Regions from separate parts of the Homo sapiens genome. Here regions 1, 3 and 4 are each linked to region 2. The links are chromatin loops, found by intact Hi-C in ENCODE. Cell type or tissue: heart left ventricle. All regions are shown on one strand. Region 1 overlaps LOC124904475 (a long non-coding RNA gene). Region 2 has its middle 100 kb from the start of LINC01031. Region 3 overlaps LOC124904475 (a long non-coding RNA gene). Region 4 overlaps LOC107985242 (a long non-coding RNA gene).

Region 1 (8,000 bases), 170 kb before region 2:
TCAACATAGTTAAAAATGACAAAAATCTTAACACAGTTACTACTTGCTACCCTGTATTACAGACAAAAAATAACTGAGCCTCAGAGAAACTAACTTGCTCTAGGAGACCTTGAGCCTGGGCCTTCTTACAATTCTGGAGCCCTTTAACATCTTTACATGTTGTCCACCTTACTGCTTGCTATTCCTTTTTCTTTCACTACTATCCTTAGAAAAAATGCAAAAGTTAGCAGGAAGCACCAGAGGGTGTGATGACGGACATGCTGCCATCCCAAAAGGAACTGCTTATTCTAGCTGCTCAAATTTACTTGTGACTTGAGAAAGTCAATTTACTCTGGGCATCAAGTAACCAAAATTAAAACAGGACTTATTACTGTAACACCTTTGTTAATGAGTTTGATTAAAATAAATGAGCACCCTGTGTAAAAAAAATGTATTTTGTATTTGCAGCCCAAAATTGCTGCTAGGAAGTGCTTCTGATTTAAAGTGGTCAGAGTTTTGAATTAGCCTATGATCTTATTGGCAGAATATTATAATCAGGGATCGATAACTGCCATAGATACAAATAAATACATCTTTGTAATTGCCTATTTATAGCTTTATATATATATATATCACAACAAACTAAACTGATGTATTTCTGCTGTCTTTCATTTGTTAGATGTGGAGCTCCCCTAGTTCATATTTCCCTGATCTCAGGAAAAAAAAAAAAAAGCCATGTCTCAGAAGTGAGAAACTTGTTCTGTAAAAAAGCAGATATAAAATGTTTTCATTTTTATAAATGACTTGCCTATACTGTTCTTTATTATATATTAAGTGGCTCCTCTGATTTGAAGAACTTTCAAGCTGAACCTACAAGCCTGAAGTATTGCCCAATATAAACAGTCATTCGACAGAATGAAAAAAAGTCATTCCATCTTTTCTTTAATCTTTATGTTTCCTTGTCTACCTCCTTTCCATTTACAATACAGAATGGACTTTGGACTATCAGTCTTAGCTCTTCCATAATGCAGTACTTCTTCCAAGGCAATTCTGTGCATTTAAACTGAGAGGAAATGAAAAAGTGCACCACCAGCTGAATAACTGCCTATCAATATATTTAGATCAGCTTAATTTTTCTCAAATAATTCAGAAATATTGAAAAGGCCCTTGTGTGAAGCTTCTAACCTGAATCCCTTAGGAAGAGCAGGAGAAACATCTTTCTATCAGCTCTTCCGGATGCATAAGGCAAAGCCAGCCCTAATTCAAGCTAATAAAAGTGTTGCAAGCATGTGAAAAGCTAGAAGGCTAGAAAACTTGGTCAGGCAAGTTTGATTTTTAAAGCTATAGAAAATTTAAAGAACTTAGTGGCCTAATAAAATGCCTGCCATCAGGACTGTGTTTATGTCCTTGAAAATGCATTTTGTGATGACACAGATAGTTTCTGTACGTGAGTAACTGTATCTATGCTTCCACCTAGCTTTGTCAAGACATTTTTTTTTAATTCCCAAACACTGCTTGGATCAATTGCAGCTCAATATCATTCATGATTAGTGTGGAAGTGTTCCTTCACTTTCATGGACTCTAAGACTGACATAGATTAGAAGCTTGGCTTTAACCCTATTAACACGTAACAGGAATTAAAACAAAATTTTACACTGCAAATTCAGGCTGAACCATTGCCGCTGCACTCCTGACACTCTTCACTCATCGTTTTCCTCCCTGTGTCACTATTACATTTTTGTGATTGTTCAAAAATTTCTCCATTTTTCTCAGCTCCCCATGCATATCCTCTTACCTTTAGTTCAGACTTCACCTTGACCTTTTCTTTAAAAGGTGTAGTAGTCCATCTGACCTGAGCTATCTGAATTTTTCATCTATATATGTACACATTTTTCTATACATTTAGCCATCCTATCTTCTTCCTCCTTCCACTTCAGAATTTGCCTTCTATGGAATAAAGCCTAGTATGATCTTAACATTTTGCAAGATTTTCTGAAATCTTGCTCATTCAGTTTATTCCTCTCATTGGATCTTTAAGTTTTTCCCTTGTTCTCCTTTCCTTTTCTTCTTTATTAGACCCACGCCCTATTCTTTAGCCTCAAATCCTTTCCTTGACCTTGAAGTCATGTCAAGTCACCATTTTCTCTATCCTTTCTTGCATTTGTTCCCATTTTAATTACAAAAGTGGTAGCCACTTTTCACTTAGATTCAAAAATACAAAAATTTAAAGAGAAAAAAAATCAGATCAATTGATATCCTCCCATCCAATAATAAACAGTGTCATTATTTTATGGTGTCCAAAAATATATATGCAAATATATTTAATGAAATTGGTCATTTATATGGTTTGGCTGTGTCCCCACCCAAATCTCAGCTTGAATTGTAGCTCCCACAATTCCGTGTCGTGGGAGGGACCTGATGGGAGGCAATTGAATCATGGGGACGGGTCTTTCCTGTGCTGTTCTCTTGATGGTGAAAAAGTCTCTGAGATCTGATGGTTTTATAAAGGGGAGTTCCCCTGCACAAACTCTCTCTTGCCTGCCACCATGTAAGACGTGACTTTGCTCCTCCTTTGCCTTTTGCCATGATTGTGAGGCCTCCCCAGTCACATGGAACTGTGAGTCCATTAAACCTCTTTTTTTAGTAAATTATGCGGTCTCAGGTTTGTCTTTATTAGCAGCATGAGAACAGACTAATACAGTCATATACTATAAATGTATGTTTCATTTACCAATATTGATCACAAATGCCTTTCCACATCAACTGAAGTAAATCTTTTTCATTAAAATGGTTGCATTTTGTTTGACTGATGAGGATTTAACCAAATCTCTGTATTGGCTATTTCCATTACGTATTTGATTTTCCTCTATTACAAACAATGCTGCAATAAAAATTTCTGGCTCTCATCTTTGCACATTCATATGATTATAACCTTACAGCATGTCCTTGAAGAAGCACCCTGAGAAACCTTTTGTAAGAGTAATATATGATACAAGTGGATAAGATCTGTCAACTCAACTCTTCAACTATTTGTAACAGGAATTTGGTCAACACTGCTTTAGTAAAACGGCAGTCTCAGAATGAATTGTGACATTTTAATGATCAAATACAGTTCTCTCTCTCGATGCCTACACATGATTTGATAATGGCCATTCCATTCTTCTTGAAACTCTCTCCTCCCCTAATAATTTCCAAGATGTTACAATCTCAACTTTACCTCTATTATTCTTACTCTTCTCTTCTGCCCACTTGTGTCCTTCCTTCTTCCACATAAATACAGAAGTCCTCATTTGTCTGCTCAGATTTTCCCTTTTTATCTTCCCTAGTTTTGCCCACTCTTAGTTATAGCCATCACCTGTTTAAATTTTTCCCAAATTTGTATCTTCAGCCTAGCCTCTCCATGCATTTCCTGTTTCCTCTTAGATATATTTACACTTAAGTTCCACTGATAACAAAAAACTAACAGGTTTAAACTCTGGCTCTACTTATGTCTTAACTTGCTCCTCTTTCTGGATTTCCTACTGCTGTTAATATCTCTGTCAACTTTACAACTTGAAAATTTCAGTTTGAGTTTAAATTTCACAGTCTTCTCCCAAAAATCAATCCCCAATAATGATTGGTTTTACCTGAGCATAGTATTTTCCCTGAACCCCTCCTGGTCATAGTTGTGTTATCTACCACCTCCTGTTCTTTTTTTCCTGCACCTCTATCAGTGGGGGGAATATCAAATGCCCTGTTTCCTGGATAAACATGTATCTCAAGCTTATGTGGGATTAATTGAACTCATTCAATGGTAAGGTTATTCCTCTGAGTCTCTCTTCTGTACTTACCCTCCTCAATTTCCCACAGGCTGGTGTGAAAGCATGGCCAAAGTCTAGTAAAAGGATTATAGAAATTCTGAGATTAGGCCAGGTGAGGTGGTTCACACCTGAATTCCCAGCTCTTTGGGAAGCTGAGGTGGGTGGATCACTTGACATCAGAATTTCGAGACCAGCCTGGCCAACATGGTGAAACCCTGTTTCTACTAAAAATACAAAAATTAGCCAGGCATGGTGGTGTGTGCCTGTAGTCCCACCTACTTGGGAGGTTGAGGCAGGAGAATCACTTGAACCTGGGAGGCAGAGGATGCAGCAAGCCGAGATCATACCACTGCACTCCAGCCTGTGTTACAGAATGAGATGCTGTCTCAAACAAAAACAAATGAAAAAAAACCTAAAAAATCCTGAGATTCCCTGAATTCTCAGTTTCTAGCTCAGAGAAATAGTAGAAACAATAGTAATGAGGCTATGTGAACCCCAGGGAGCAATTTTGTTCTAGTTTGTTTTTCAGTTTGATGCTGATTTTTGCTTTTCTGTCAAAGTCAGAAAAAGACGAGAGGTCCCTCAGTATGAGAAGAGAACAGCAGCAGGGTTGATACTAATGACAGTGTTGGCAACAGCACTAGTGAAGGCAGCTGCTGGGGTGGCAGGGAATGTGACAGCGTTGGAAACTGCAGCAACGGTCCTAGTAGGAGAGTCAGCACTGGCACAGGTGGTGGTGGTGTTGGCAAAGCAGCAGTGTAAAATGTGCAGGAGGCAATGAAGATACTGACAATGGCCTTGGCAAAGGTAGTGATGGTGGTAGAGAAAGCAGTACAGTAATACCCTATGCAATAATCAGGTCTGTAATAAGGCATGCAGTCCCACCATGACAGAAATACAGGTTCTTTTGTGTAGCAATTCACCACTTCTGGGTGTTCTCTAAAACACAGGCAGCACACTTTCCTAGCCCCAGATAGCACACAGGGACACCAACAAGCAAACAAAAGGGATGCTGAGCTTTCAGAACATTAGAGCTGGCACAGGATTTGCAGAGCATAAAGTGAAATTTCTTCAAAAGTAGAAGCCAATTAAGATGTTGAAATGAAAGGCAACATTTAACGTGAGATCAATATGGCACACTTTCATTACAATGCGGACACTGAGTTTTATTATTTGAATCTACAGTAAGGTAGGTTTGAGATGAACCAACATACACCACCCTTCCTATTGAACTGACGTGATGCAAGAATATTCCATAGGCTCCAGTTTTCAGAAAATAGCTTTTTCTTTAAAAATCCATAAATAAATATTCAGGAGATAGAGTTCATTGACAATCCCCCCAGATGTGAAGCTAATTAGCTGCTGATACCTAAGCTTAGCATTTAGCACTACCAGACCAAAAAGGATTCTTTTAAAGGTGTTTGTTTTGAATGTAAAAGATAAACTGGAAAGAAGTATGGATTAAGACCTCAAAATTGTCCTCTCAAAGGGTTCTTTTCTTTTTATCAAAAGACAAAGGAGATAAATAGGAAAAATCAAACTATTTGGGGGGTGAAGGAAGGACTCCTTGAAGAATCGAGTATTTCTCACTGTTTTTTCATGCTGTCAGCATTTTAAGCTGCTAATTTTCCCCCCGTAGATTTTAAATAAGCTCATCGAAAACCAAGGAGGCTGCAAACTTTAATAACTCAGAGAAGAGATTATTTTTCTTAAAGAAGGATTTTATTTTACCCATTCAGCTTTCTCTATTGTGTATTATTTCAACACAAAATGTGGTCTCTTTGGGCACTAGACTATGGTTACAGGTTTGCATTGCTATTTGTACTTAATCCCCAAAATAAACTCCTCAAGATATTGCTGTAATATGTCAAGATTGTATTGCAGGGAAAAAGAAAACCATTCATGTGGGATATCAATTTGTTTCCATTTAAAATTACAGATGATTTTGTTCATTGATTGCCATAGTGGCCTCTTCCACGCCTCTCCTTAAGGCAACTTCAGTGAGGACCAAGGAAAGATATGCTTTGCAGTAACGTGCATCTGCTTTCATTTCAGGATATAATTTGGAGATTAATTAGCTTGTTTTCACTTTAGTTTCCTCATGTGAGAAGAGTTCTTATTAAAGACCCTGAACTGAACCCGGCAGACAATGTAAGTCCTATGAAAATTTAAGCAATGAGGTTTGAGTTTAAGGAAACCAGCTTAAAGTCAATGAGAGGTTATTTCTTACTAAAACCCAGAGTCTTTTCTCTTTATACAAAGACATTAAACCAAGAAAACCTACTACTTACCACACTCTTATGATTCTATACATCCCACAATATACAATAGATGTCTTATATGAGAACTTCAGTAATCAATCCCAATCAATACAACTAGATAAAAGATTTAAAGATCAGAAAAGCCACCACAACTGCTTGATCTATAGAAATTAACCAGTTAGCTGATTTTTCCCAACTACCAATCATGTAGGGTCATATAGCAGTAGCCTCAGAAAACTCAGTCCCTTTAAAGATGGACAATTACACACACACACACCAAAATTCCTGTGTCTTTGCAACACAGAATGTGTGTGTTATTCTATCTCAAGGGAGCTGTGCTTTGATCCAGCAGATCTCCCACTAAACACTCAGCTGCAAAACAGCACCAGAAATCTACAGATGTGGCAGTGAGCACAATTGTTTCACATCAGTGAGGGATTTCTAGGTGTCAGCAAAAATAGGTTCATATGAACTTTTCTAGTTTTGTCAAATATTTTATCCTATTTTCATTTTTTAGATAATTGAGAACCATGCCTCTTACCAGCAAATGTATGTACTCCGGTAAAATGTAAAAGAAAACTAAGAATGTCCCCTGCTGTCATTAAGTTCATCCTCTGTAATGCTTTTAATTTTTAAGAGTTTGGGGTCCTGTGTGTTTTACAGCAACACAGATCTATCAAAATAAATTTGAAAAATTTTACAGCACACTTGGTAGGAGGTACAGATTTTCGTTCTCCTACATCGAGCTGGCATCGAGAATTAATGATGCACAATTTGTTGGATGATTTACATTCTCACTAGTTTTTCAGTCTTCATTTAATAACATGCTGCAGGTGTACCTGTCCTCTTAAACAAATCTTTTTCTAAATGCTGTAGGGGATGTCACACCTGCTCAAGTAGGAGTTATAGTACCGCTAAGGTAGATAGATAGATATCCAGGAGGGGATATAAAAGGACAAAAGACAGAACAAAAGACAAAAGGCAGATGAAAAGGAAAAGCCTTCAAAAATAGATGTTAGACTGATTACAACCTCAGGGACGCTCATGGTTTTTATTATGATCATAATTCATGGATTCTTAAATAATTAAATTTGCCCTTTTCTCCATTTGGTCTTGCTCTATTGGAGCCCTACTTTGTCACAGACTCCAAGTCACACTTCTTTAGACTTGAAAGTCGGTACGATTACTTTTGGAAGACGAATACTAAAACATAAGATTTTTATGTTTTTTAGCAAACATATATCCAAATGGTTGTTTACTTCTTCAAATTGTTCATCTGAGGGAGATGTTCTGTTTACTGTACCAATGCAAGCAATATTCAAAACTTCTTTTAAATTGCCCTTTGGCATTGCCTTTGAGGTACGCACCATATTCTATTTAATATTCTCAGTGGGAGCATATTTTCATCTTTTGAAGTTATCCTGTGAATAAATTTGGAAATCCTGTTGGATGGTAATATTTGGAGTCTTTTAAAATATTCAATTTAGATCTGTGTAAGAAATTACAGACTTAGCTTTTATGAAGCATAAACTATGTGAAAGCCTGGATACAAAAATGAATAGAGATTCCTTGTTCCAGAAGAGCTTATTGTCTGGAGAAAGAGAAAGAACTACAAATAGATCATTTTCACATTATGCATACAGGGCTGGGACTCCTGGAACTCAGAGGGCTGCTTAGTTCAATGTGAAGGTTTCCTAGGGGTGAAGATACTTAAACTGAGACTTAAGGGATGAATAGAAAGTAGACAGATGAAAAAGGGCAGAAAGAACATTCTAAGCATAAAAAAATCATATAATTAAAGGCAGTTTGATAGGTGGTTAAAAAAATAATATTTTAGAAGCATGACAGCATAAAATGCAAAGGTTGGTGAGGATAGAAAGAGTAGAATACACCAGAGAAGCAAGCGGGGGCTGACTTCTGGTGTTTAGGTTTTTTTTTTTTTTTTTTAATATCTCTTCAC
Region 2 (8,000 bases):
CGAATCAGCCATGTAATTGCTACATAAATATAAACATAAAATTTTTGTATTAGGTATTAGTTAGAAAAAAACAAAGTAGACCTCTTACACAATTGGAGGTGAGAAACTCTATGGAAAGAACGTCATAGAACACATCCATACAATTAGTAACATGAGATTCTGACAAAGTCAGACCAGATGCAAAGCAAAGCAATTATAACTAAAGTTAATATGGTAATATTCATGAATACTTGAAGTTGTGACTAACTACAAGTGAATGACTGAAAAATTTCACATTAGATACCCCTTATTTTTAACAGTGGCCCCATGGTAAATCTAATAATGGGGGTAAATTTTAATAATTTTTCTATAATATGGAATGTACTCAGAAAATGACAAAAATTAAACTCTAGATTTAAATTCCAAAATCTGTAGTATGACAATTAAAATACTACCTAGAGAGGGTACTAGTTAGGAGTACTAGTTAATCTGTATAGGGTACTAGTTAAAGGTGTGGATTCTGTAGGTGGACCATGCAGATTACCATTCCACCTCTCCTGCTGGCATTGGTCTTTTCCAAGTGACTCGACCGCTGTGAGCCTCAGTGTCTTCACTATAACATAGAATAATACTAGTAGTAGTAGGTGGCAGTAATTTTACATAGAGGTGCCACAATATCTTTTTGCCATCCACTGGTTTTCTGAATTTACAATACAGAGCCAGGTTCTCCACTTTGGAGGACCAGAAAGGGTCCTTTATCAATATACCCAAAGTCCATCAGTTTCTCAGTAATAACTTTATAATAACTAAAACCACAAAAGATTGAAGGTATCTAAGAATACCAATCCTTAAAAACAACCCATGAAGTACATATTATTATCCCCATTTTTCAGATGAGGAAACTGAGGTTTAAAAGTTTAACTCTCCCAATATATCAAAACAACTGAATAGCAGAGCTGCTCTTCAAACCCTAGACTGTAACACTCCTATACCACTCTGCAATAATGGTTCTCATGAATGTTTTTATTCTACAATAAAGATGTATAAGGATAGCCACATTTGTATAATCTATCACAGTGGTTCACAAAGTATGGCCTGGAACCCCTGTGGGTCCTTAAGACCTTTTCAGGGAGTCCATGAGGTGAAAACTATTTTCATAATCATACTAAGATACTATTTGACTGTTCTATTTTCATTCTTTCATCAGCATATAGCGAAGTTTTTCAGAGGCTCCATGATCAGTGATATTGCAAGAAATTGAACGCAGAAACAGATATCAGAATCTAGCTGTCTTCAGTTAATCCGGACATTAAAGGAACTTGCAAAAATGTGAAACAATGCCACTCGTCTAACTAAAGTGTTTTTTCTTTTTTTTTTTTTTTTTAGTTTTGGAAAATAAGATTTTTATTAAAATGTTATTTATTTTAACATGTAATGGGATTTTTTAAAATAAATTATCAATACATATTTTTAGATATTCTCAGTTTTTAGTTTGAATCTACTAAACATACTTAGGTATAACACACATAAACAAAAGCTCTTCAGGGGCCTCAATAATTTTTAAGAGTCTAAAGGTGTCCTAAGAACAAAAGGCTTGAAAACTGTGAAGAACTTTCACAGTACTTATGCCATTGCCAATACAAGATTATAGGTAAGGAAAAAAGATTATACAAGGAGTGTTTTTCAATAAGCAGCCAATTTAGTTTGATAGTTTTCTGGTCACCCTGAAATCAAATGTTATTTGTACCACTGCACCTACCCAAACTGAAGGCATTTTTCCATGATGAAAGGCCTTCCAAGAAATTATTGCCAGACGATATTATGTGAATTTTTTTATTGTTTGGGAGGAAAATGGGATATGAATTAAGAAGTGAGAAGTTGAATGATTCTAGGAAAATGATATTTTATTGTGTGTTTTTAAAAAGGAGTCCATATCTTAAAAGATTGATTGCTAAAGAATCTCTTCCACATAATACAGGGAAAGAAGATGAAAAAATTAGCTTACTACCAACTATCATAAGTCTTTAACCTTAAAAAAAACATGAAGTCTACATATATGTGTGTGCTATAAAAATGTAACTATAACAAAAAATACATATAATTTACATTATATTACATATACCATTTAGATAAACCTGTTACTTCTGTGCAGGTTCCCCCAGACTCACCCTCACCCTTTCTTTCTATGTCCTGACCCCAAATCATGAAGTGCCTTGGCTGCTCTGTGACCTCGCCAGCTGCAGTTTTTTCCAGCAGGCTTGAACCGAAACCACGGCCTTGAACATTTCCAGACACTGAAAAAGTTATCTAGGTTGTTGCTCAAAACACTAAAAGAAACTGGCCCCGGGCCCTGAGCCAAATTCCTCAACCCTTGATAAAAACTTCCTACATGACTCCCTCATTTCAGACATACCTAGGTAGAACAGCCCCTTTCTCTCACTGTCCGCCACAAGGACTGGAGCAGCGCTCTGTAAGTTCCCCTAATAAATTCCTTAGATTCATCACCCTGGCGTTTAGTGCTTCTTTCTTTAGAATCTTAACCAGCCCCATCTCTGGATGGTTTGGGGAACTTCCCTGCAGAAATTCCCCTGCCGCCACTTTTGGAGCAATTCCAGCCATGGGTTTGGTAGGACAAAACGTCTGACAGAGAAGAAAATAGGAGGCTCACTGCTGCCTTGATCACTATAACAACTTTGTTGATATATGGATAACTATCTAAATGTTCCAAATACAAACTAATGTTCCTATATCTAGCAAGTGTATATTTAAATGGTGAATTAGGATTCTCCAGAGAAACAGAACCTATAGAGATTAGGTAGATAGAGAGATAGACAGATGATGGATGGATGGATGGATAGATAGATAGATAGATAGATAGATAGATAGATAGATAGATAGATCGATAGATAGACAGACGGTTATAGAGATAACTTATATCAATAAGTTATTGACTCACTGATTACAGAGGCTGAGAAGTCCTATGATCTGACATCTGCAAGCCGTAGACCCAGAAAAGCCTGTGGTGTAGTTCAAAGGCCTGAGAGCCAGAGGACCGATGATGTAGACTCCGGACCCAGCCTGAAGGCTTAAGAACAAGGAGCACCGAGGACAGAAGACTGACGTCCAATTCAAGCAGACAGGCAGAGGAGAGCACAAATCCAATCTTCCTCTGCCTTTTTGTTCTTTTCAGGTGTTCAAAGAATTGGATGATGCCCGACCAGGTGCGGTGGCTCACACCTGTAATCCTAGCACTTTGGGAGGCCGAGGCAGGCGGATTGCCTGAGCTCAGAGTTCGAGACCAGTCTGGCAACACGGTGAAACCCCTTCTCTACTAAAATACAAAAACTTAGCCAGGCGTGGCAGCGTGCGCCTATAGTCTCAGCTACTCGGGAGGCTGAGGCAGGAGAATTGCTTGAACGGGAAGCAGAGGTTGTACAGTGAGCAGAGATCACCCCACTGCACTCCAGCCTGGGTGACAGAACTAGACATTGTCAAAACATAAAAAAATTGGATGATGCCCATCCAGTTATTTTCAGGCGCTCAAAGAATTGAATGATGCTCTTTGGGGAGGGCCATCTGCTTTACTTAATTTACCAGTTTAAATGTCAATCTCTCCCAGAAACATCCTCATAGACATACCTAGAAATAACATCTAAACAGACATCAGGGCATCCCATGGCCTAGTCATATTAACACATAAAACTTACCATCACAGATGGTGTTTGTCACCTCTAACCTATCTCCAAACAAATCATAGATGATTTTTAGAACATAACTTTTTAAATTTTTTAATCGTTTATATTTGCTGCGTAATCTTTTCTGTCTTATTTCCCGTATGTATAGAATGATAGCGCATAGAAAGAAATAATTCTCACATATTTAAACCAATGTTAAATGGTTATAACATGTAATTACTGCAGCCTCCAAAAATGATGATGATGATGGCATATTCATCAAGATGTAAATGTATTAACAAAGCAATGCCAATTGCTTAAATTCTGGTACCTCCATATATAGTCTACATCATTATAGAGGGGCAGGAGAAATGCAATAGCAAAACTACCACCTTAATAAAACAGCTCAAAATAATTTACAGGCATTTTTACTTCAAGATTTCTTAGATTTGCTGTTTGGCATAAACTAAGTAAGTATAAGAGACCAAATATGTGAAAGTAACAAGTAAGTGCAAGAAAAAGAAACATATTCCAAATAAGCCATAAACAACCTCTCTACTACAGAGAAAATACAGTCAAAGGCTGTTGAGTTATCCACAGACACAAAGGCATTTTTTAAAAAGTGGGTGATGGTGTGGAGGGAGGAAAGAGATTTGACTTTAATGTTAAATGTTATTGGAGTTAGCAAGCATTAACTCTAGACTATTTTTCTCTCTGATTTACACAAAGGTCAACCTCTGACTGAAAAATGTGAGCCACAAGTGAAATATTTAATTTGTTAGACGACCTCTAGTGGTCATCCAAGACACACGTTGGCATGTGAAAGAAGAGTTGTTTATGTTACCGAGAACAAAATGATCAAATAACTAGGAGGGATCAGGAAAATGTCCTTTACGGTAACAGAAATTTTCGCTTGATAAAATAACTGTAGAGTATATCAAAATGCTTTAAAATGCATGCACATTAATCCTAAAAGTCTATTTTTAGAAAAGTATCCAAAAAAAAAATTTGACAAAGGCTCAAAAATGTTATGAGCAAGAAAGTTTATTCCAGCATTGCTGAGCAACAGTGTGTAGTGGCAAACAATGTCAATTGATTAAATAAATTATGGTACATTCATATAGTGAAATACCAATGCAGCCATCAAGAATAATAATAATGTCATTATGTTAAGTGAAATAAGCCAAGCACAGAAAGACAAATATCCCATGTTGTCACTCATATGTGGCAGCTAGAAATGTGGATCTCATGAAGATAGAAATTAAATTGGTGGCTACCAAAGGCCAGGAAGGATAAGAAGGAGGGATGATGAAGGGAAAATTATATATAGAGATATGTAAATGTAGTTATTACCACTTAACTGTACACTTAAAAATGGTAAGGATGGTAAATCCTATACATGTACTTACCTCAATAAAATTTATTAATAATAATGATGACATATTTATTGAAATGAAATGAGTTAGCAAAATAATGTTGAATTTAAAATCAAGTTAAAATTACAATAAAATAATATATAATACCACCCTTGCTAAAAAATTATGAGTGTTTTTATCTGGAAGGTATAAACTATATAACCAAAGGATTAGAGGTAAATCTTTGAATAGTAGAATTATAGATGGGATTTGTTCACAAATTGATTTTCTCCTTTGTTGTATATTAACATATTATTTTGTGATAATGATTTCTATAAAAATTAATACACATAAAGAGATAATGGTCCATGAGATTACAGACTATTTCTCACAAAATTTATCAAGAAGGAATTTTTCCTGATCCATCTAGCCCTACCACCTTTGATGGACTTTGCAAATATCTCAGTACAATCCAACTAGCTGACATGTTTTCTCCCTCCCTCTAAAAGGTTGAAAGATAACATAGTATCCTATGCACACTTCCTTCCTGGAGCTTTATTTTTTTAATTGCACCTTAATTGACCAAAACAAGAAAGCATACCATAGATTTATTTTTATTCTTGAAAGAATAAAGGGTTTTTATCCAGGAATTTTGATTATTTAACCCAAATATTTAATTTTCCCAACCCCAAATGATTGAGGTAGAGAAAAGGCTATAAAACACAGAATTTTAGGGGTAACTCTGTCTGAAGTCATCATAAGTTTTGTACCTTAGCTTCTTATATCACTTTTACTATCAAATGTCCTTTTAGAAAGCATTGTCCACATTATAAAAATGGTCCAGCATCCTGAAATTGCTTCATTTACATCATAACTAAAGGTCCTTGATGGACTAAAGAGTCATTTTCTACACTGTTCAGGGAGTGAACATATGCATGACATGGATGGGACATAGGCCTGATATACCTTCTATTTGTTCTCAAGTTTCCATTGCCTTTTGTATTATTTTCTATTGTTCCCATATCAAATTACCACAAGTTTAGTGGCTTAAGACAATGAATTTTATTATCCTACAGTTTTATAAGTTGGAAGTCTAACACAGGTCTCACAGGGCCAAAGTCAAAGCTGTTTTCCTTTCTGTAGGTTTTGATAGGATCTATTTCCGTGACTTATTCACCTTCTAGATGCCTCCTACATTCATTGGCTTATGGACCCCTTTTTTCACCTTCAAAACTAGCAAAGGAAAGCCAAGACCTTCTCACATCTCATCGCTCTAACTGCTTACATGGTTACGTCTCCTTTTCTAACTCTGCCTCCTCTTCTGCCTCCCTCTTCTACTTTTAAGGACCCTTGTGATTACACTGGGCCTGCGCAGATAACCCAGGATGTTCTCCCTACCGTAAGGTTAATTGACTAGCAATCTTAATGCCACCTGCAAGCTTAATTCCCTTTTGCCATGTAACCCAACATATTCATATGTTCCAGAGATTAGGACGTGAACATCTTTGGGGCCATTATTCTGCCTACCACACCATTTAAAATGTTAAAACATTTATTATGCCAAAGGAAATTATGAAAAGATACGTAATTTGTAGAATGGTATTCTACACAATGGAAGAATATCACATTCCATATAAAATTTGTCAAATGGTAGTTATTCTCTAAAGGTGGCTTTCTAATTAACCACGCTTCCAAATAGTCACGCCTTTATGTTCCCTCATTTTGGACCTAGGCTGGCCCTGTGACTCATATTTGACCAATAGAATATAGCAGAAAGATTCTGCATGACTGCTGAGGCTAGGTCATAAGAAGCCATCAGCTTCCACCTGAGTCTCGGGATGTTTACGCTGAGGGAAGCCAGCTACTGTGTAACAGGCCCAACTATCTTAAGAATGCCATACTAGAGACAGAAAAACCTGGAAGTCAGCCCACAGTATCCCAACACTCCCAGGTGAGATGCCAGATAAGTAAATGAAGAAGCCATCTTAGACATCCAACCCAATCAAGCCTTCAAATAATTCCAGCAACAACAATCATCTCATTACAACTGCATGAATGACCCCAAGTGAGAACTGACTAGCTGAGCCCAACCAACCCACAGAACAATGAATCACTAAGATTGGGGATAGTATTTTGCATAACAGTAATTGACAACCAAAATGAATGGTTTCAGACACAATTAGACATCTGTTATCAGAAAGGCTTTATTTTTCAAAAGCAATCAAAATTTCAGCTAACTGGGGTCTAACCCAAGAGAGTCAATTGCTTTCTCAAAATCCCAAATATGTGATGCATTTATAGCTTTGCTTTTTTATTTCAGAATAATGTTTGTACATCCCCCACCCCAAAGACCTGTAAAATTCTGAATTGTTAGAATTTTATCATTGGAATTTTATATTGTTAGAATTTTATTGCTTTTCCAATAACTTTTTATTACTGGAAATTTCTGGTAAAATATCATTACCAACAATACCAAGAGAAAACTGTAGAATAGTTATATTCCTCTGTCAGCCAACCAAAAGGCTAATTGTTATTTTTTTAAGTTGAATTAATCTTATTAGTTTATTCATTATCCAAATAAAGAACTGTTGAGCAACTACGTGCCATGCACTATCCTTGTCATTTGGACTACAATGTTAAACAGAATGTGCTTCCTGACCTCAAGTGTTACAGTCTTGAGGGGTAAAAGAGATGTCAGACAAGTAAATCAATTTTATAATACAATGTAAAAAGGTCTGTGATAAGGAGGTAAACTTACAGTATATGAGCACAAAAAAAGAAGCAGCTAATCTGAGTGGGGTTGGAAGTGGTCTAGCATTTAAATCATCTTCCAGGGATAACACCAGGGATGAGTCTTCCATCACAAATAAACATAACTTGGGAAATTTCAAGCAAAAGTAACAGCAAGTACAAAAGCATTGAGGTGTAAAATAGCAAAGTATATTACAACAACTACTTGTGATTTTAAAATAGGGAAATAAGTTTAAAATTA
Region 3 (8,000 bases), 250 kb before region 2:
TGGGGAGGAGAATGTTCTTGCAAGAGGGAACCCCACTATAAGACAAGGGAGGCTGCAGCGCAAAGAGCTGTGGGGAGAAGTGAAGCAAGAAGGGATTGGAGAGCCAGCTGGGGTCGAACAACACAATACCTGTGAGAAGGGAAAACCCCTGAAACATTTCACCCAAGAGAATGACATAATCAGATTTTCATCTTTTAAAAAATATCTGGCTACAGTGTAGAGAAGAGAATAGAAACTGTGCTCCTTACTAGCTCTATTTCTTCATCTCCAAAATAAAGATAATGCGAAGGGTTTGTCACCCATGTTCTCACTCATAGGTGGGAATTGAACAATGAGAACACATGGACACAGGAAGGGGAACATCACACACCGGGGCCTGTTGTGGGGTGGGGGGAGGTGGGAGGGATAGCATTAGGAAATATACCTAACGTTAAGTGACGAGTTAATGGTTGCAGCACACCAACATGGCACATGTATATATATGTAATAAACCTGCATGTTGTGCACATGAACCCTAAAACTTAAAGTATAATAAAAAAAAAAAGTGAAGGGTTTGTTATGAGAATTGAATGAAATAATGCATGTAAAGTACTTGGCATAATGCCTGACCCAGAGTAAATATTCAATGTGTTGTTATTACAATGATCAATGCACAATTTTGTAAAATGAAAATTCAGATTATCACAGTGCATTAAGAAGAGCATAAAAAGCTTTGTAGCCAAATTTGCATGCTTATGATTATGATTTTTTATTTATTGGCCCTGGGTTTCATATTCCATCTGAAATTCCACTTTCTCAGACAGAAATAGAGATAATCCTGCTTATTTTCTAATACTGTTATGGAATAAATACATTAATATATGTGAAAATGCCTGGCAAAGACTTGATATAGTTATCGTGAATATTTTTCTTCCCCTCTCCTTTTCCAGAAGAATTAACTCTTCAGGAGCTATTCAGTACACTTACAAAGTTGTGTTATGTACAATCCTTGGTGAATAGCTGCTTGATTACACTTACTGAGAGATTATTGGCCTAAAAGTATTAATTCCACTTCCCAAAGGGCCTAACTTGCTCTTACATGGCTCTTACATGGCTAGAAAACAGGGCTCATTATCAACAAGGAGATGGAGAAATAAGATGAGTCATCTCATTTTTAGCAGGAAGGTGGTCATACATCTAAAACGAATGGGATGAGGAAAGGATTAGAAAAAAATGGACAGTTTTCCCTCTTACCATTGAACTTTTGGTCATAAATAGAAAAGCAGAATCTTTAGAGCAGTGCGGTCTTTGACATGCAGACTTTTGACTTATACTTCTTTAGAAAAATTGTTTAGGGGAAAATTTGCAGATGTTGTCAAAGTGTTAACTACTTTCATGTTGCTAGTCTTATGGACAGCATATGCCTCTTCCAGGAACAAGGGTGAATACTCAAATCTTGAACAACAAAACTACTTTTCTAAAAGGGACACTGTAATTGAACAAATGGGAATAAATTTAGTCATTTCCATGGTCTTTCCAGACAGCCTTATCCTCTAAAGTATAAATTAGAGTGGCAGATGCACTGGAAGTTTTCCACATTGGTTTGTTAAAAGGTGAGTTGCTTGGTGCCAGCAATATTGCAAACCAGACAGAGGTGATTTGGCTTTCATGGGTCTGTGGGCCAACACTGAGCATAATTTAGAAGGAAAAGGCCATTCAGCCATTTGCCCTCTAAATCTCAGAGGCTGCTTAAATTTCAGGTTAGTTGTAGGAATGTGGATTAGTGCCAGCATTCACAGCTACAAAACTGGAAGAACTTAGAGATCATCCAATCCAAACCACTCATTTCATACGTGAAAGCACAGAAATGCTTGCCCAAATACTCATGTCCAGTTTGAGAAAAATTTAATACTGAAACCAAGGTGATAAACCCCCATCAAAATAACTAACCAGGCCCAAGTAAGATGGATAATAATGCAATATTTTCTTGCCTACCACATGCCATGTTAGCAAATCTTTAAAACAAACCTCAATGTCAAGCCATACCACTACCAAATCTTCAGATCCAAGATTCACTGTTGTTAAAAATATTTTACATTTGCTGAAATTGAGATGCATCTTACATTTTACATTATTGCTATTCATTAGCTAATGGCAAATCTGGAAAGCACTGATGTCTAGAGGTCAAGAAAATATTGATAATTTCTTTTTCACAGATAAGAACATTGATGTTTATAAGAGTTGTAAAGGTTATGCACTAGTATGTGACATAAATGAGGCCAGAATGCAGATGGGCTTGTCTCTGAAGCCCTGAATTGTTCCACTTCCCTCAACAAGCCTGGAAGTAAGAGTTGGTAACAGAATCCATGTCATCTGCACAGGACATTCATCAGTTGCTTACCCAAGAACTATCCCCACTCTGCCTACTACCTAAGAATCTTTCTTTAAGGAACTACCCTTTCCCCATTGCGTATCAGCCATGTAGTTTGAGTAGCGTAAGTCAAGGAATCCAATTTCCTTCATTTTATCACAGTGGTTGCTTCAGAAGTGAGCAAAACCTGACTGGCACCTGAGCTTACCCTGGACACAATGACAGGTTCAGGTTGGAAGAATCAGAGTAAAGTTGAAGAATTTTGTTAGTTTAGTGTGAAAAGCAATCACTCTCCTACTCCTGAATGCAAAGGAAGAAGCATGCAGCCCAGATTATTGCTGGCAGTCATACTTAGGATGCCAGCCTAAGATGACAGCAGACACATGACACAAGGCAGAGCTGAGACAATATCACAAAGAAACCGAGTCAAAGCCAGTTTATTATTAAACCAAGCCTGAAACCTGACATGGCTCTAGTGTTTTCAGTGATGTGAACAACAAATTTTCTTTATCATGAAAGCTACTTCAAGTTGGATTTTCTGTTATTTGCAACCAGTAAAAGAAACCTACCACTAACATCACCCAGGGTCAAACCTAAAGTTTGCCCAACATCAGAATATCATTCAATTCAAACCAAATGTGATATCATTAAGATGACCTAGTGCTCATCTAAACCTTATACCCTATCCGAGCTTATGCCCAAACATGTAACTACACTATACAACATAATTTTAATAAACAAATATGCCAGAAAAACATCAATTTACATTATAGCGTATAGCCTAATATTTTAAAGAAAAAAAAAACTAATGGCAAATCTCAAATCTACTTATATAACCATTGTAATGATTCCATTTATATAACCAATAGCCAATGAATTTATGATATTTTCATCCAAGTTTTATCACTATATAGTTCAAACTATTTGTAAAATCTGTCAACAATGGTAAATAGGGCCAACTATGGATAAAGTACTCCTCTTATACCCCAATAGCTTCCTAATTACCCACCGTCCCAATCCAGAGACCCCCCAGTCCTTGTGCCATTTCCTCCCCAGCAGTCCTCAGAGCTCTACTCAGGCCTGCTAGTCCTCAATATGCCCCTGACACGTCCTATTCTCCTTCTTTTATTAAAACATAACTATTTTTGTTCTACTTGCTCAAAACTTTGCTTTTAATATCCCAAGGTATTAAAAATATTACAGCAATTTTTACTATGTGTGGGGTTTGTTTATTTTTGAGACATAAATAGATCTGTTGCCCAGGCTAGAGTACAATGGTGCAGTCTTGGCTCACTGCAGCTTCTGCCTCCTGGATTCAAGTGATTCTCCTGTCTCAGTCTCCCAAGTAGCTGGGACTACAGGCATGCACCACGTTTAGCTAATTTTCGTATTTTTAGTAGAGACCAGGTTTCTCCATGTTGGGCATGCTGGTCTTAAACTCCTGACCTCAAGTGATCCACGTGCTTCAGTCTCCCAAAGTGCTGGGCTTACAGGTGTGAGCCACTGCACCTGGCCATATTTGTTCTTAAATTACTGGAAGACTGTCTGTAATTAATCCCTGCTCCCAGGCCTTCTCACTCTCCCTTAATAATATTTACCTATTCTTAGAATGATAATTTGTACATAATTATCATTATTAACAACATGTTTAGTTTCTGACTACTTAGTGACCTTATTGCTAGAAATTTCATTTCAGTTAGAAATAAAGCAGTTGGAGGAGAATGACATGGCTAGTTGATTGACTATTTGCAGAATAAGTAGAGGGCCTTTACATACCTCAAATATAAACTAACATCAATTGTGAGAGTCAGCTCTGAAAAATAAAGATTGGTTTGTATCTCTTACTCATCAGCACTGCTCCAACTTTAATGTTCTTACCTGCAATGGAATTACTCATATGCCAAATGAAGACTTTTTAGTTCAATTTGTTGATATGAGAAATAACTCTAAATTGTCAGTGGCTTTTCAGAGCAAGCATTGATTTCCTAACTCCTGCTTTATACTGGAAGCTGTTGGTTAGCTGCAGCTGCTGCAGCTCCAATCTACTCTATTCAGCTCTATTTGGCTCTGCTCTACAGGTCTTCTCATTCCAGAGTACAGGTTGAAGGACCAGCTCTTTCGGGGACATGCTGTTCTTATGGCACAGAAAAAGGAGCAGTAGCCAAAAATTCAATGGCTCTTAAAGTTTCTGCCAGAAAGTGGTATAATTTGCATCTTATTGGCTAAAGCAAGTAGCATAGCAAGTTTAATTTCAATGGAGAGAGCAAGTATATTCCTTCCACAGTTGGGGACTCTGCAAGTTACATGAAATTGGGGAGAATGTCTAATCTCTCAGAGGGAATCAAAGAATAAATAATTAGGGCCAAAAATATGATCTACCAGAGAAACTAAGCTATCTTTTGTTCTTTGATTATTGAGCTTAGTTTCCTGTGGCAGACTAATAAGTAGTCCCCTGAACTGTATCTTTTTTTCTCCTTGGCAGAGGTGGGTTACATTTCCCAGTCTCCCTTATGCTTAGGTTGAGGCATGTGTCTGAGATCTGATAAACAAAATGTGAGCAGAACAGTGTAAGCCACTGATAAGTTTGGCTTATAAAATGTTCCCACTCTCTTTCTCTTCTAAGGACCTAGGGGAGTGCAGAGCCACAGATAGAAGGAGCCAGAATTCCAAAGTCACTGCTTGGAGAAGAGATGCCCCCAAAGGTCCCATACCAGACCATGGTGCAAAATAAGCTTTTATTGTGTTGAGTCACCGAGGTTTCTATTTTTTTTCCAGGGATTAGACTGTTCTGGATAATTCAGTGCATAAATCAGATTCAGTCCATAAATCAAATTCCTCACTTTTTTTTTCTCTTTCACATCCATTTTAAGGAATTGACATTTTTCTTTCTATGAGCTATCCTAAATTACAACTTTTTTTCTTTTTCATTCTATTTAAAATAGTAGACCATCCAAGGAAATAATTACCTGATTGAGAAAAAAAGTGTTGGCCATATATTCAGGCAAATCCTAAGACATAACACATTCATGTTCAACCATGATACCATCCCAGAACGATATCAATTCCTCTTCCCAGGACCCTATGTAGAAACCAATTCCTACCTACCTTAAAATCTCATTCATTAAAGAACTATGCTGGATTCCCAGGCCAGGGTCTATTCTAGAAATTTATTTCTCATCTCATAAGGAAGAAGCAATAGGCCAGGACACACATGAACAAACTATTCGGCTATCTCAGGAAGTAATGGCTCACGCTCCTGATAAGACCTCACGTATCAACCATGTGCACTTTTGTTAAGCAATAAATGAAGAGTGCAAATATTTTTATCTTCCTCTATCCTCATAAAACCCTCTAAGGTGGCATAATTAACATTAGAGTAGTTAAAAACATACATAGATGTGAGCCAGACTGCCTGCTCTCCCATTTACCCCTTACTTCTTGTGACACTGAGGAAGTGATTTACCTTGTGATACCTCAGTCTCTGCATCAATAAAATAAAAATAATAATATTATCTCACAATTTTCTTATAATTAAATGTGTTGATATTTGTAAAGCACTTAGAATACAAGCAGACCCATGGTGAATGCGAGATAAACAGCAATTGCTTTTTTAAAATTATTTTTACTTTAGTGATAAGAAATCTAAAGCTCAGATAAACTATTTTTCCAAGATCATGTGGCTCATAACTGACACAAGTAGAACTGAAATTGGGTTATTAACTTTTTCAACTTTACAGTCTGTATCTTGTCTTTTTAAGCACATTTATAAGGACCTAAAACTAGACTTGTAAACTAAGGCATTATTGATTCATAAAAAATACTATTATCTTCCTGGCTACCAAGGTCCATCTACTGTGAGCTACATCCAAAACTCAAACCACAATCACAGGACTGAAAATGTTTCCAACACTAGTGTCTGTCAGTTTTTGCTATGTTTATAGGGAGATGGTTACTGACTCATTTTGACTTCATAAAACGTAGTGCCCATGGGTGGAGCTAGGAAATGTAATGAAATTAAACCCATCAGAAGAAAAATATTTAAAACAAAATGTCAACCTGGCTCCATATTACAGCCAATACATCAATGGTGGTTACCCGCAGAAAGAGCTCAGTCCTCATTCTTCTTCATTTCTGTAGCTCTCTTCTAGGGAACCTCTACTTTGCCCTTGAGGCTCATAAGTATGTTTCAAGATGAGAAAGTATATCCATTATTTTTAATATAATGCTTCTCTCCCCAAAGTGTGTTCCCTTGAGAATAATAAACTTCCTGTTAGAAATTGAGTCTTGGCATAAGCCTTCTCAATTTGCTAGGAAGGGAAATACACCATGAAAGTAGGTAGCAGAGCAAGGTGAACACTCCATCTAATAAGCCAAGGATTAACAGAAATCAAGACTTTCCTAAAGAAAATCAGGTAGTTAGTCTAATGAAGAAACAACAACAAAAAAGAAATTTACTCAGACTCTTATTTTCTTGCCCCTCTTGTTAAATATCCTTTAGGACCTATGTTGGTGAAGGATTTGTTTACCAGAATGATACAACGATACCAATTCCTTTTCCTAGGACCCTGTGTAGAAACCAATTCCTACCTACCTTCAAATCTTATTCATTAAAGAACTAAGCTAGATTCCAGGCCAGGGTCTATTCTAGAAATTTATTTCTCATCTCATAAGGAAGAAGCAGCATGCCAGGACACACATGAACAAACTGTCCAGCTATCTCAGGAAGTTAATTTTCTATCAAATTAAACAACAGTTCTTACTTATCCAGCCTCATCTCTGCCCACAGACATCCTCCCAAATTAGGTTTCTCTTTCCCTGTCTTGTCATCTGACAATTTCTACTCATCATTTGGGTTTTCATTTAAACATTGTGTCCCACACCACCCACAACAGCAACACCCAACCAATGTCTTTGGAGCTTGGTCAAAAGTCTCTCAAGAGAGGGAGGTGGCCGGGCGCAGTGGCTCACGCCTGTAATCCCAGCACTTTGGGAGGCTGAGGTGGGTGGATCACTAGGTCACGAGATCGAGACCATCCTGGCTAACATGGTGAAACTCCCTCTCTACTAAGAATACAAAAATTAGCTGGGCGTGGTGGCGGGCGCCTGTAGTCCCACCTACTCGGGAGGCTGAGGCAGGAGAATGGCATGAACCCAGGAGGCAGAGCTTGCAGTGAGCCGAGATCATGTCACTGCACTCTAGCCTGGGCCACAGAGCAAGACTCCGTCTCAAAAAAAAAAAAAAAGAAAAGGAGGTGATGTTGGAATAGACAGTCCCCAACTCATGCCCCACCCCCCTATAGCAGTGTTAACTTGGCAGTCATCTATGGACAAAATTGCCTTTGTGAGAGCTTTGGGAGCCTGGCAGGAGGTTGCAAATCCCTAGTGGAATGCAATACTGAAGAGGACTGTTTTGATAGGATAGGCCCACACCCAGGTGTCAGGCTTGCCAACGGCAGTCTCAGCCACAGACAAGGAACTGACCTCACTCCCCTGTGTACTTGGCTATAGTCACACTTGCCTTTGGTCTTGTCACTAGAAACATCTGCCAAGATATCTGGTATGAATCACACACACCCATGCCTCAGATGACAAGCCAGCCAAATTCTGTACCAGCTGTAGATCCTGAAACAACCCTATTACTTGGCCCCAG
Region 4 (8,000 bases), 890 kb before region 2:
CTCATTCCACAGGTTAAATACTTCCATGTGACAACGCCTGAGCAAAGAAGACCCATGCTCAAGATTCAGGCTCAGGGATGTACAAGCCAGGCTGTGTGCATCATGGACATATGGTTGAAATATGATTTTCCTATTGCTCACCAACTGTCTTTACACACACTTTATCTTCAGCAGGCTAATGGGACCCCTTCAACAATAACAACAGGAAGGCTAAAATTTTCAGTCTTCAATCACTTAAACCATAAACTCGTAGGGCTGTTAATCTTTCTCTGACTGCTTTCCCCAGTTAGATTGCTTTCTCTTTTGACACTTATAATCCTTTGCTTTGTTTTGTCATTTATTTGTCAGGACTACATAATGAAGATCATATTTTTTGAAAAATATTTACTTTTATATTTTAGGTTCCCTTTGTTTGGGATTATTCTTTAGTCGGCCAGAGGCAACTATTTGCTTCAGGGATAAATAGGATTTACAGGAGGACTACAAAAAGAAAGAAGTAAAAAAAAAATAGGTTCACCTTTGGATTGCTAGAGTATCATCTCATGACAATTGTTTTGAAAACCAAGCATATTCAGAAGATTTTAAAACTTTCACTTTCCATTGACATATAAAGAAACTTTTTGTTGATTAGGTCATATAAATTTAATAAATCCAGGATGTTAAGCTGAGTAAGAATTCAATTTAATATGAAATATTAAAAGCCCCAATCATAAGAGAAAGAAATAAAAAAGCCAATAATTTATAGTCCCAGAGGATACTGTGAAGGGAGAAAGGGTCAAGCTCATGAGATATATGTGTGCTGATCCCTGGAGGACTGAGAGTCTGAAGTGGGTTCAAAGGCTGAAAGGAAAACTGAGAGCACAGGGATGGATGTTAGCCTGCTTTCTGTATGTAAACTTGGGAAGAGCCTGCTATGCAGGGTGACTTTATTCCATCATGGAGGCTGATAGACCACTAGCAAGTCAAGTCTAGCATCCAGAGTGTGACATATAGATACACAATTCTGATGCAATGCTCCCTGTACATTGCATCAGGGAATTGATGCAATCAAATCAGCAGAATTGAAAGTCTGACTATGTCTATGGAGGCTATGAATACAGGCCCATTTCTGTGAAATGTTACTCTTTAACAGGCAATTTTGACTCAAGGACTCCCCATGGGGATGGCTGAACCATTCCTAGAACTGCGTTTTGATGTAAGACTCTTCCATCCAATCCTTCTTCCCTCTTCTTCTCCTTCATAGGCTACATCACAGGTAGCCCAGACCTCCATGCCACCCACCACAATTGCCCCAGTTCCTTTCCCCTGGCTTATCCTATGAGCAGAGAGAAATCTTGTTATCAGGTGGATTAGGTAAAAAAAAAAAAAAAAAAAAAAAAAAAGGCCTGCGTTTGTATTATCATTAATTGACTCTATGTGTGGGTATCAGTTGAAAATGGACTGTTGCTTCGTTATGTCATTTTTCCAAAAATTGCCTTGAAAGACAACAGTGAGGAAAAATCCTCCTTGTAGACAGAGTGATAACCAGGGCAAATGGTCATTCACTTTTTTTCAGAAAAATATGTAGCCCAAGGTGAGAATTTATATTGATTACTAGATACCCAATGGTAATGTCAATCGAGAGACCAGACATGAAGGAGGTCTGGAGTAGCAGCATATGAACAGACATATGGAAATGTATACAAAGTGTGAAGATTTTTGTATCACATTTTAACACCCATGAGAAAACATTCACTACGTAAGAGACACTCAACGATGAAATATTCAAATGTGTTGACTACTTGACATTAGTCAGCTTTCATCATTGGCTGCGCTGGAACTGGTGAAATGGCACATCAATAAAATGGCCCTGGTTGCAGTGATAGGCCCATCAGCATTAATTCCCATTTATAAAGGTTGAGTAGCTTCTGCCGCTCCTAAAGATTCAACCTGTCAGCAACAGAGACCAATGTAGCTATGTCAACATGACATTATATTTCAAGGAAACTAAAATGACACTTGGCAGCAAGTCAGCTACATTGGGACCTTTCTGTCTTTGATGTGCCAGCAGTTTGTGTGGGGATTTGACATTCCTTCTTGAAGAACCCCAGTCAGCACACTATTCAGTGGCTTATGGAATGCCTCATGCACAGTCACAGAATCCTACACAAAATAGCATCTGAACAGGCAACCCACTTCATGGTGCAGAGGTGTGTGAGTTGGCCCATGACTGTGAGATCCACTGGTTATATCATATACCACACACTCCACTAGTTATCCTCCAAGAACATTGAAGTATTCTTCTAGAGGCAGAATTGGAGCACCAACTCAGAGGCAACACTCTCCAAGGATGGATTTTTATCCTTTGTGCATATCCATTAAGTCAAAGAACACTCCACCCACCACCCGCCCATATAGTGTTCTGTCCTCAATGGGAAGAACAGATCACTGCAGAAAGCAAGGAGTAGGAATAGAAGTAGCCCCACTTCCGTTAAGTCCCAATGACTCACTGCATGATTTTATCCTCATATTTCTTGATTCTGCAAGGTTGAAGGTCTTGGATCATATTCTTGCCAGGGACCACAGCAAAGGTTTCATTAAGGACAAGCCATTGAGGTCTTGACAAATCAGAGAAATTTTGACTGCCTGGGTTCTGGGACCAGCACTCAAAAAGAAGAGTCAGTATCTTGTCAAGGTAATTAACCTTGATCACCACAATAAGGTAGGACTGTTTTTAAAGATGACTCGGGAAAGAAAGTGTAGGCACTTCAGTTGATTGACTTGGCTGCCTCCTAGTAGTCCCTTGCTCCTTTATAACTGTGAATGAGTATGTATAACAACTCTAGCCTGAGAAAGACGTGATTTCCAAGGGCTCAGAATGAATGAGTCACCCCTGAACTATTGGGTTTTAGTGGAGCCAATCATCATAATATCATCAAATCATCCCTGAAAGAAGTCTCACTTGCACATCTTAACCCACTCATTAATGGCACAATAACAAGACATTTCAAGTTCCCTGTAGCAGCACAGTAAATGTGATGGATATAGATACAGATACTTCCATTCTCTCATATACCTCTTTTTCCAAATATAGCAAATCGAATGTGTGGTCCAGTCCTCTCAAGAGAACCGGATTATACAGCCACTTGAGCATTGTTATCCAAACAAAGCCTTAAATGTTTGTATACTCCACTTTCCCTCCTGCCCCACTGTGTCCCTACCATGACTAAAGCTTTTGGTCTCTGGAATTGGAGGGACTTTGGATCTACCTTTATTATACAATCTCCCTAAAGGATAGTAAATCAGGATGTGGTGGTTCAGGGCCAGGTAGGAGAGGTGCTGAAAGGCTAATTTATCCTAGGGCAACCAGTTAACTTCTCAGTTCCTCCAGTAGGAGGAGACCAATCTCCATGGAGGAACCTCTGTTATGACATAGCCTATGTAAATCCCCAGACACATCAAGCAAATGCACCTGCCTTTTGACATAGGTAGTTTATATTTCCCTTCCTGATGTTGGACCAGAGTACTTCCCGGTCTCCATTTTTATAGGAGAACAAGCAAAAATCATGGTACCATTTGGGCTGCTTATTTCAATCCTACCTCTTACCTTTCAGTCTATTTATTTACTTACTCCTATTTATTAACTAGTGCAGCACTCAAGATCCACTTATTCTGCCCCATCCACTGTCTTCCAACACTTGAGCAAGAGCAATTCATATCACTGAAACTGGCACATAAGGCCCTTGTCTTTTCTCCTCTGGGAAAAATAAAAAAAAGTTTGTATATCTCAACAACCCTCCCCTTGTGTCTGTCAGGAAAGTGCTCCAACCTCAAAGACAAAGGCAGGACTAAGCTTGCCACAACTCCAAAGGCATCAGTGAGACTTGGCGAATAATAGGAAGTCTGCATATTAATACTCACAGCAGAAACATAAACATGGTTATATCAGTTCTCCCCTTCTCCAAGTCTCATAAGGTATCTCAGTATCCCAGATGAGACTAAAAGAGTGCATTGTGATGCAGCTAAAGAACTGAGGGCCGAAGACCTAGCATCTTTTGTGGCAGGCAGCAAAAATGACAGTTTCCTTTCTAGTGAGTGGACAGTTATACAGTAGCCATGCTGTGCTGGTCTTCACCTATTTGGTTGCCACATAATTAGATACAGAAACTGCTCACAGTCAGACAGTGGTTAGCCATTTGCAATTTGGCACACTTGACAAGGACATACAGGAATGCTCGGGGGATATGGTGAACTGCCTCTCCCAATAAGTAACTGCTTCCAAAACCTGCATATAGAAGTAGATTTGTGTTGTATGAAGCATCGCCTACAGTGGCCGAGAAAATAGACCACACAGTTCTCTATTATTGGGGTAAAATCGATAGTCACTGCTGCTGCCTTCCTCGGATCCATCATTTTCAAATAGAGACCACCCTTCCTGGGCTCCTTCTAGCCAACAACTGGGCATGCTGGTAGTAATAATGCAGACTAATTTCTGAGAGACACACAACTCTGCCAATGGAAGACTTTAGCTCAATGACTCTTTATATGACTGGCAGAAATTTTCTTAGAACCGCATTACAGTCTGAGACTCTCCACACCAACTCTTCCTTCCCTTCTCCTTCACAGGGGTCAAACCTACACATCATGATCTGCAAGCTCACCCTCCTTTCTCTGCCTCTCTCCTCTATCATCAACCAGTTGTTTCCCCCAATAAGTCTTTTGTATGTCTAGTGCTATGTTGGGTCCTGCTTCCTAAGTGGACATAACCTAGCACATCTCCTGAAAGACAAAGAGGAAGATGTCATCTTCTCTGATGGAGACGATTATCAGATGTCTTTACCATGAAGAATAGTAATGTTTTACTAAAAGCTAGAGAGCAGCTTATGTAAGCCAAGTGAGAGAGTCATTAGTAGGGCCCACAGTACCTATGAGGAATGAGTGAAGGGGTTGGTCAGCACTATTCATGTAAAGAGAACAGGCCACAAGTTACACCAGTCCAAATGTGCATTTGCCTGGGAAGAGGTGGTGGTTAGGCCAGTGGCCCTCAGCAACAGCTCTCAGTGTCTCAGATGGGCTGGGCCAGACAGAGCACAGCAGAGAAAGCACAGCAACCAGCATGAGATCCAGCCATGCTGCCTCCCACAGCCAAGAAGACCACACTTTTTTCTCAATGCCTAATGAGAAAATGAAGAGCAGGAGAAAATAGTCTTGGAATGAAAACTTGCATGGAATTTAGTTGTGTATCTTTTCCTTTTCTACCCCCGCCAGCCTCCTACTTTGGGGATCAGGATTTGTAATGAGACTGACTGTACCAATTAGAAGAAACACATGTTCTGTTTTCTTTTTACAGCTTTGGAGTGAGTCAATTCCTGAAGTTAGTAGAAAATAGATTCCAAATAGTAAGATATTATATATGTGTATGATTTGCACGTCTTTCTGTTGCAGGATAGTATTTTACACTGATTTTATTGATTGCTACAACTTTCAAATTCCTTAACTTGATTTCAAGACATTCCATAGTCTTGTCCTACCCTACGCATATCTACTTTTATCCAAATATCCTACATATTTTTTTCACTACTGCCTAATGGAGTCTTTCTGGCCATGTTGGCCTCATTACTGTTTCATAGACATAATAAGCATATGGTGCATAGGGTATACAGCCATAATCACTTAACTTGCAGCCAGAATGTTTTCATTTCAATTATGCAAACATGCATACAAAAGTTATGAACTAAGGATGTTACTGAGCTTCAGATCACTTTTCTAAAGAAAAGAAATTATAATACTTGCCTCCTTTATTGAGTTGTTGTAAAGACCAAAGTTAAACAAGAAAAAGCATAAGCAAATACATTATAAGTTGAAAATGCTATGTAACTGTAATTGTTATCAGTAAATATCCTCTTGTGTTTTTTTAAAACTTTGTGGACCCAATCCGTATATCAATGCCCAACTCAAGTTTTACATAATTCCTGGAGACTGCCCTTTCATATGGAGAGCTTCAGAAAACAACAGTGCTTTCCCCAACAATAAATTATGCGAGGAACTTAGGGGATAAATATTCCGGAGATGAGTTACTGTACAGCCTGGGTGGAGGACCCTCATGTGGTCTCTATCCTAGCAGCAACTGGTAACTCACTAGAAATGCAAATTCCTGGGCCCTATCACAGACCTACTGAATCAGACACTCAGGAGGAGGGAGCATGGAGTGAAGGCCAGTGATCTGTGTGTTAACACACCCTCAGGGTGATCCTGAAGCATAATAATCTTGAAAACCCCTGTTTTTGGGTATGAGCATTGAATATTTGTTCATCATTTCATCTTCTACAGTTTATACTGTGGCTAAACTATTTGAGGGTTTCAATAAAAGATTTTTTTTCTCTGCAATATCTGATGATCTCAGTCTTTGGGTCATAGTATGAATCATACAATTTACGGATGTCTTTACTCTCTTTTACTCTCCCCTAAAATTTTCTAGGACTAAAGATTATTGAATACAAATAAAGATAAATAAACAAATAAACCTTAACAAGATGAGGAAAACAATCCTCTAAATTCGTATATCTAGTCATTACCAGAATATTTCTGACTGTATTCACATATACTTTCACATTATATGTCCTTAAGTGTTTCTTTGTACAATTTATTTTTAGCCATATTACTGCAGCAGAATTGCAAAGCCTCAAAATTTGTATAAGCAGTAATAATTCTTATTTTTATATAATTATTTTTATAAGTTAAATGAAACACCTATCCTATATGTAGATTAAAAGATTAAATAATAGCCCTTACAATAATATTAATTATTTACTTACAGTTAGTGATTGATAATATTACTTGTATATATTCCAGACTTACAGAACATTTTTCCTGAGAGATGATCAAGCTTCCATGGGTTGTTTTCAGTCCTGGATTTATAATTCCAGAGGTATAGAAAATATTGTTGAATGTTATTATTTACTTCAGAATTTAACAGTAAATACACGTTTTAGAGAGTGAAGCGTAATTAAGTAAATTCCCTAGATGATGTCAAAAATATTAATAGTCCATGTATGTTTAATTATATGAATGCAAGTTCTGTTATTTGTGTGAGAAAATTAAAACAAATGTTACAAGCAGAAAATTGCTTATAGAGTGTCATCAATTAAGGCTGACATTTGTCTCTATCATAAGACTATAATTTATGTTTTTATACTTTATATTCAGTATTAACAATAAAACCTATTTGCATATGACTATAATTAAACTAGCATTTATCTTTAAATTTTTTATAAGCATTTAAAAGATGTTACATGTTTTTATCCACTTGTACCATTCAAGTAAATAACTATAGATTAGGCTTAGATCAGCTTGTTACCCAATAACAGAATTTGTTGGCTTTCATGTTTTATGGAAAACTGACTGCTGTTCAGACTATTGACACTAAACTGTAGGGAGTATTTTCACTGACTATACCCTGGTGTTAATATAATCTATAACTTTCAGTAAAAATATTAATGTTTTTAGAATTTTAGATACCAGGGTGTTTCAATCCATCATTTGTATTCCTTTTTATGAGATAAATGAATCCAAATTTCAGTGTACAATACCTGCTGTAAAATGTTTATATCAAATGTAAAATATAGACAGCAGTAAAATATGGGATGTGAAAGATTTAGTAATTTTTTTATTTCTTGTCAAACAGTAGGATAATATTTAGAGATAAGAGGCAAAATTTATCCTGAGTAAGGGAAAGTTATTCTGCCTTTTAAAATGTTCGTAAGCCTATCCAAGGTTTCAGTATTTTTGTGTGTTTTTTATTATTAGAGGAAAGTTAACAATTCCCTTTGATCTTAATGATGTTACATCATTGTAGCATGAAAGGAATAGTATAACCTCAACCAACTTTTTCTGTATTTAGTTTTCAGCAGTGCTGACAATTGTCTATGCCATGATAAAAAGAGAACGAAAATGTGTTGGAAGAGGCACCTGGGAGTGTAGTTGTCTCAGAGGGAACACCACATTTGTTCCTATGACACATT

The links. Peaks named below come from ENCODE experiments on the same cell type or tissue, not always from the same donor. Only the 100,000 strongest peaks of a DNase experiment are listed, where the experiment ranks them.
Region 1: it touches region 2 in a loop (2.2-fold over the local background); 5 of 110 quality-filtered maps call a loop at or near these places.
Region 3: a loop joins it to region 2, with 10 times the contacts of the local background. A loop is called at or near these places in 3 of 110 quality-filtered maps.
Region 4: a loop joins it to region 2, with 4 times the contacts of the local background. A loop is called at or near these places in 27 of 110 quality-filtered maps.

The regions. Positions count from the first base shown.
Region 1 is chr1:193,578,001-193,586,000 of GRCh38, reverse strand. All of the region lies in intron 3 of LOC124904475 (a long non-coding RNA gene), which reads right to left. Among named protein-coding and RNA genes, the nearest start is that of LINC01031, 280 kb to the right of the region's middle. In heart left ventricle, no CTCF peak of the experiment used is centred here; a DNase peak (open chromatin) is centred at 4,469.
Region 2 is chr1:193,403,454-193,411,453 of GRCh38, reverse strand. No RefSeq gene overlaps it. Among named protein-coding and RNA genes, the nearest start is that of LINC01031, 100 kb to the right of the region's middle. In heart left ventricle, a CTCF peak has its summit at 4,443 (motif pointing left); DNase peaks (open chromatin) are centred at 2,303 and 2,564; H3K4me3 peaks cover 755 bases; H3K27ac peaks cover 1,958 bases.
Region 3 is chr1:193,655,357-193,663,356 of GRCh38, reverse strand. All of the region lies in intron 3 of LOC124904475 (a long non-coding RNA gene), which reads right to left. Among named protein-coding and RNA genes, the nearest start is that of LINC01031, 350 kb to the right of the region's middle. In heart left ventricle, no CTCF peak of the experiment used is centred here; a DNase peak (open chromatin) is centred at 7,776; H3K27ac peaks cover 811 bases.
Region 4 is chr1:194,291,260-194,299,259 of GRCh38, reverse strand. The region is part of intron 2 of LOC107985242 (a long non-coding RNA gene); the gene reads left to right. It overlaps LOC105371670 (a long non-coding RNA gene), which reads left to right. Exons shown (of 3, transcript XR_922390.2): 2 at 6,832-6,907; 3 at 7,880-8,000. Among named protein-coding and RNA genes, the nearest start is that of LINC01031, 990 kb to the right of the region's middle. In heart left ventricle, a CTCF peak has its summit at 3,373; no DNase peak of the experiment used is centred here.